2 separate regions of the Homo sapiens genome follow, and region 1 is linked to region 2. A link is a contact called in ENCODE Hi-C data. All regions are on one chromosome and are shown on one strand. The core of a region is the stretch at or near the end of the contact, and the rest is flanking DNA. Distances in the headings are between cores, read along the strand shown.

Region 1 (3,411 bases), core at 64-2,563, 1.8 Mb before region 2:
AAAGCATTTTAATTTTTTAAACATAGGCTCTTTAAATATATATATTATTCATAGAGAACTGGAATAATCCCCTCATATACTTTGTTAAAAAACAAAGACAATTTTGAAATTTCCTTTTTTATGTTGGCATGTGAGGACTCGGTGTGCCTCATAGAAGTCAAGAGCTGTAGAGGCCCACTACAACCCCACTTTTTAGATGGGAACACTGAGACCTGGAGAAGTTACTTGAGTTGTCCATTTCCACAGAACTGGCTAGTGACAGAGACAGATTGAAGCTTAAATTAGCTCATCATAGGCTATGATTTTATCTAACTTTAGGCTTACTTGTACCATGTCATAAGGGGAAATCTAGGTTTAAAGAAGTCCATGACTTTCACAGTGAACCACATGAATTAATGACAGAAGGGCCAAGGCAGAAGCATAGTAATTGGTATCGGATGGACCTTGGCTTGAATCGTGGCCCTGGAACTGGATGATGTTGGCTAATTTACTTAATTTATCTGAGTATGTTTTCTCACTTTACAGATGAGAATGGGGATAATAATGTCAATTTCATATCATCTGATGTAAGAGTAAGAGATAAGGCATGCAAGGCTCCTGACACATGGTAGGCTTTCAATAAACAGAAGCTCTAATTATTTTTTAAAACTAAGCGACACCTGTCCTTGCTCTCTGGGTTTCCTTTTCAAAGCAGCCCTAGTTATACTTCGCACTATCTTAGAACTTTGCTTTGTCAGACTCAACAGTTAGTTTTCTCAAGCCACTACTGAAATTTTTCCCTTAGTACTCTGCATCTGAGTTGTCTCATTTCCTGGAGGCCCTGTCACAGGCCAGTAGGCTGTTACAGAACATGATCTGAAACCTCACTGGCAAGGGAAGTCCCCTTCAAAAGAGGCATTTTTTTCCCCTTCTGGAGTTTCACGCTTCTCTTTCAGATTATGTAGGCAACCCCTCAACCGGAGGACACAGATGAAGGTCCTGCCCCGATTGTCCTGTGGACAGTGTGGGTGCAGTGGGGAGGCTGAGGGTCTGGGCATATTTGCCCCATATGTCGTCACTGCCACCATTTCTGCCTCTGTACCTCCATGTCCTTTCAGCTTCCCCACAAATGGCCTTTGTTTTTTTTTTTCTCTTCCCTTTGGTCTCCCCCTCCCACCTCACCAGGACCAACTCTTGAAACACCCAGTGGGAAATTTAGAGGAGTCTGTGATACGTGGGGGAGTATTGGAGCTTTGCATTTCTGTGTTTTCTTACTTCCTTTAGAGCTCACAGGGATTTCCTAAGCAGTCTCTTCTGTGCCCAGTGGCCAAGACTGGCTCCCTCCCCCTGTGATGGGGAATTGCCACCTAGGTGCAGGTGGTTCTTCTTTTACTTCTTCTTTTCTAAAAAACACAGTTACAAAAATATACACCTTATGTTCAGGTCTTGCAATGAAAAAAATTGCTCTAGTGATTTTTGTAGTATTTTTTCTATAACTGAAATGCTATTTACATATCATGATAAGAGATAGTCCATTTCATTAAATGGGCTCATTCCTTTAATTGAAGTGTGTGTGTGTGTGTGTGTGTGTTTATTGGCATACTTTCTAGATATTTTGTCACCAGGGAATTTCCCACTTGAGTATATGTTGTAACATAAGTGAATAGTCTGCAATATTTTTTTTGAGACAGAGCCTTGCTATGTTGCCTAGGCTGCAATATTTTTTAAACATTAATATTTACATAGAGATTTGTACTAAGTGTTTTGAAAATCCTTTAAATCACATTAAATATCATAAAAGAGATTTTTCATAATTAGAAAATATAGCCTCAATCCCATCCTTTTATTGTAATGATTGGTTTCATTTTCATATATTAACTTTCATTTTTTATTCATGTATTATAGTTTCATTAGGGTAGGGTCTAAAATTTGTGCTATCAAAATGAAACTAGCTATTGCTTCACGTTTACTGCAATAAGCCCACCTGCTTTTCTGATTTTGTGTGCACTGTCCTCTGTGAACTGTAATGGACCAAGTAACTATGAAACCAACATCTTCTTCCCTAGAGGATGGTCCCCTGGGAAGCCCCTGGATCAAGCTCCAATTCTGGCAGCTTCTCTTTCTTTTAAGAACAACAGATAAAGTTCCAGCATGGCTTATTTTATTTATTCCACCAATATGTATTCAGAGTGTACTAAATATTGAATGCTACTATGTTAATTGGGGACACAGGATGTATAATCACTTTGACATATTGAATATGGAGGGAAAACACAGGGAGGAAACTATTTTGGTGCTTTTGTGATTCTGTAAGTGGCTCAGAGTCAATTAGAGGAAAACATGATCTCTGTTTTTGGGTTCTGCAAGGTTGGAAGAAGTGGATGTGGAGATAAAGTAAAATGAGGGGCATGGTAAACTGTGGCCTGGTGGTGGGGTGGAGTTTGTATTTCAGGATACATAAAGTAATGAGCCCTATGATTAATAAAGCTAAGTTGAATACCTAACCCATGGGTTGGATAGCTTAGTATCTGGGACAATAAACTAGGAGTTTTGTTTATTTGTTGGTGAGTGGGGGAGGTGGGTATGGGAGATTTAAACTGAATTAGCAGGATTGAATCTCACTGAAAAGGAGGGAAAGAAAATTCTAACAGATTTCAGGAAGACAGAACTTTATTGCTTATGTAACCAAAAAGTCCCAGGCTGGAATTGACCTCAATTTTAGCTGAAATTAACTCTTTCAACAAAAGTTCTGTAAGTTTGCCTTTTTTCAGCTTTTGACTTAGCTTTCTTCCTTATTCTATTTTAGGCAGCCTTCCTCACATGATGGCAAAGATGGCTATAAACATTTATGGCTTAAATTCTACAAGTTTTGAAGCTTTGTTGGGAAGTATATGTCCTTTTTGCTTTGTTTGGCCCAGCTTGGCCAGTCTCAATCCATATGGTTTGGATGGGGGCTAATCTTGGAGGCAGGTGGTGGGATTGGCCCTTATCCAAACCATATCAATTGAGAATGGCAAATGGTACTTCTTCAAGGGGAAGGAATGTGTTGTGTTATCAGGAGAGGCGTGCTGGGTAGGTGAAAACCAAGAATGACCACAATGCAGATCCCTTTGAGGATCTGTTGAAAGAAATGGACCTTCTCTCTTTAGAAAAGTACTCTTGGCTGGGTGTGGGGGCTCATGCCTATGATCCCAGCACATTGGGAGGCTGAGGCAGGAGGATCACTTGAGCCCAGGAGCTTGAGACAATTCTGGGCAACATAGCAAAACCTGACCTTTATTGAAAAGATTAAAAAAATATATTAGCCAGGTGTGGTGGCACAATCCTATAGTCCTGGCTACTCAGGAGACTAAGATGGGCGCATCTCTTGAGCCCAGGAATTCAAGGCTGTGGTGAACTGTAATCATGCTACTGCACTCCTGTCTGGCCAGC
Region 2 (3,413 bases), core at 74-2,573:
GGGCATGCTCATGGGAATGGTACCAGCAGCAGAGTAAACAGAAGGCAGTTTGGATAATCTGGTAAGACATAGTACAGAGGAAACTCTTCTATAGGTGGCTGTCTAGATGGACAGAAGTTTGGCAGCAGAAATGTATGGCTGGGCATGTCGTAGAGCCAGATGAGAGGCATGCAGATGTGCAGGGACTTCAGTTCAGAAGCTAATGCAAAGAGCTGAGTCCAAAAGAATGAGTTATAGAGTCAACTACTGAAATGAGGTAGGCCCCAAGACAGATACTTGAGCCCAGAGTAAAAGGAAGCCCCGGTCTGAAGTCAGAATCGTAAAATTGATATGATTCTGAATGTCTGTGGCTGAAAGCCATACCCACCCAGAGTCTGGAGACAGGATCACTGGCAGAACTTGTAAACAGGATGAGTTGTTTCCATTCAGTAAACAACTGAACGTGAGGCAAGTGATAACACCATCCTATCCACACATACCATAGATTATTTACAATTGAAAGCAAGATTTTATCTGTTAATTTGGAGAGGAAGATGGTGTTCTTTTGGTCAGTTGTGGCTGTCATTCTAACCTATTTAAGTCTTTTAAAATCTCTATTCTGTCGTCCAATTAATTAACTATCTCCTTTCAACTGTGAATTATTTGTGACTGCTATAAGCACATCTTGATGAAAACATTGACCAGGGACAAATGTGCAAAGCCCTGTTCCAAGGACCTCTCTCCAGGTCAGTGTTGTTCTTCTGTGATGTTAGTGTCTTTGGGTATGGCCATTCAGTCACTGAGGCCACTAAAGTGAATTATCACTTGGACCAGGGTTTCCCATCTTGCTTGGATATGTTTTTGAGTGACTATCAGGTGCTTTGCTGACATCAAGGTATTCTGCATTTGTGATCTGTCATAATAGTCTTGTGAAACTGCCCTGAGATGGAGCAGTACCATGGGAAGGGAAAGTTGGTAGGGTGCTTAGTCAGTCACTACTGTGAGTGGAGAGGTCCCTGGATGTCCTCATTGATGTTAGTAGGTTTAAATCTTGAGTCCCACTTCCTGTAACATACCCAAATATTAGCCCATGGGTGATTTTTTTAAAGGAGGGACTGGAATCTTGCATTCAGATGAGGAGTACTAATCTTACTAGGGTAATGAGGGTTAAGTGTTCACCTCTACTAAAGACTGATCCTCCTTTGTGGGTATGTGTGGTCTGTGGAGAGCAGCTCCCACTGTTGGGTGAGCATGATGGCTTTTCGGAAGATCTAGGGGCGTTCATTAAGTTGTGAAATGTGTCACTACTGAATACAGTCAGAGTGTAAAGTGAAAGAAAGTGAGATGCTGCGTGGATCAGTGATGATAACAGAAGGGATAAAACAGCAATTTGTGCATTTGCATAGTCCCTCCAGATAAGGCTGCCATGAGAAAGTGAGATGGTTTCAGGGTGGAACATGAGGCAGCGTCGTGTGGTGGAAAGTATGTGAGCCTTGGGGGCTTGAGGAAGTCCTGACCGTCTCACCAAAGAGCTAGGCCACGGGAGAAGCTGACAGTCATCAAGAGTAAGGTGCAACTGTGAAGAGTGTCTGAAGTGGAGGCACAAAGTGCCGTGAAATCCCCAACAGGAGTTAGATGAAGAGATGCCAGTGAGGGGAGAAAATCATCATCATTTACCAACTTCTACTTGTTGTACCCCCTTTCTTTGGTCAGTACTGGCCATGGATGGACTAACTCCCAACTTTGACGTCGAGTGGATTCATACACAGGGTAGAAGAATGGCAAGAGGGAAGGCACCTGTCCGTATTGTTTTTTCTGTTGCTGTGTGTCAACATAGATAATGCTACGGTAATTGAAGACAAAACCTTTGTGTCGGGGGAGGATTTTGTCCATCTTTAGAATATTCTAAAGAGTAGGAGTAGGGGAAATGTAATTTAAAAAAAAAGCAAAACTGAAGTACCTGCCACTTTCCCCATTCTACTGTTACCAGATGAGGGAAAAAACATTTTTTTCTTTTACAAGAGAGTTTGATGTACATCAAAGTGCCGCTTACCGCAAAAAAGTAAATTTGATAATGAGAAAAAGTTTAAACAGCCCTTAGGTATTGAAAATAAAGTAACTTATAAAACCCACTCGTAAAGTTTAGAAGTCGTTATGGTGACCGCAGTGAGGTGCTAGGTGTGGGAAGGCCTCACTGGTAAAGTGTCAGGAGTGTTTTTTTTATATATGGCCCATGAACTGGTAGGACAAAAAACTTTTGACAGTTATCATAATATTTATTCTGTTTTCTTATATTTGGTATTAATAAATATTGGCTAACTAGCCAATCATATATCTTTACAGTATTCCATTTTTACAGTGGCCAAGAAAATATAATTAGGCTTTTGTGTTTTCTAGATGATACTGTTTAATAACAACAACAAATACTATATAATGTTCTTGGCTCATTTCAGAACCAACAGAGCAAAATGTGTCCGTTCAGAAAAAAGCATTTGTTGTTTTTCTTTGTTTCTTTTTTGAGACACAATCTCACTTTGTCAACCAGGCTGGAGTGCAGTGACACAGTCACGGTTCACTGCAGCCTCAACCTCCTGGGCGATCCTCCCACCTCAGCCTCCCTAGCAGCTGGGACTACAGGTGCCTGCTACAGCGCCTGGCTAATATTTTTTATTATTTTTGTAGAAACAGTGTCTCCCTATGTTGCCCAGGCTGGTCTTGAACTCCTGGGCTCAATTCATCCTCCCACCTTGACCTTCGAAAGATCTGAGATTACAGACATGAACCACCGCGCACAGCCTAGCATTTGTTTTGTTGTTGTTGTTGTTGTTGTTGGAAATATAATTTAAAAATTTTTCTTTTGGGGGCTAAAGCCCAAATCAGTTAATATCTGAGGCCTATTTGCATGTAAATATTAGGCAACCATCATTCACTGGATGTTTAACCCATGAGTATCACTCCATATCTCAGCTGAGATTCGAGATAGTGAATGACAGGTTTTCATATTTTCCGTCATATCGCCATCTCCTATGATCATTGAGAGCGTTCTTCACCCACATTGGAGGAATTGGCCACCTCAGATGCCTTTCTCTGAAGGCCTACTGTGTTTTCTCTTTCCTCACAACCAGGTCCCTGAGACCAGTTCTTGTCACCTTTCACTTTGGAATCACCTTCACTCACCTGGCATTTCAGAGTTGTCTTTCAGTTTCTCTGTTTCTTGCTGAACTCAGAATCCTGCATGGAGGGTATCCATTCAGCCTGGCCCTTTAACTGTACCAGTGTCTTGCTCCTCGTGGAGCCAAAGTTTGCTTTACAGTATGCCACCACCTGCAGAAACCTGTCCTTACTTTTCTTGTTTTTGTTTTTCACATTCATCCTGTGGGATATGATGAGGTTTCTCTTCCAATAATCTGATCAATCTTTTGTTCTTTAATTCA

The links. Hi-C counts contacts between places; a loop is a spot of excess contacts on that map. Pooled maps may share reads with other maps.
Region 1: a loop to region 2 is called in a pooled map, with 7 times the contacts of the local background. The contact joins two enhancer-like sites. A Hi-C loop is called at or near these places in 2 of 37 single-sample maps with no recorded cell type and 5 of 50 pooled maps.

What each region holds. Positions count from the first base shown.
Region 1 is chr6:113,628,758-113,632,168 of GRCh38, reverse strand. All of the region lies in intron 1 of LINC02541 (long intergenic non-protein coding RNA 2541), which reads left to right. Among named protein-coding and RNA genes, the nearest start is that of LINC02541, 20 kb to the left of the region's middle. RefSeq lists enhancers at 734-873, 894-1,193. Within about 2 kb of position 1,313, at least 16 of the 41 ENCODE cell types and tissues checked have a DNase peak (open chromatin) inside an H3K27ac peak, as active enhancers do.
Region 2 is chr6:111,835,846-111,839,258 of GRCh38, reverse strand. All of the region lies in intron 2 of FYN (FYN proto-oncogene, Src family tyrosine kinase), which reads left to right. Among named protein-coding and RNA genes, the nearest start is that of FYN, 36 kb to the left of the region's middle. RefSeq lists an enhancer at 1,248-1,337. Within about 2 kb of position 1,323, at least 4 of the 41 ENCODE cell types and tissues checked have a DNase peak (open chromatin) inside an H3K27ac peak, as active enhancers do.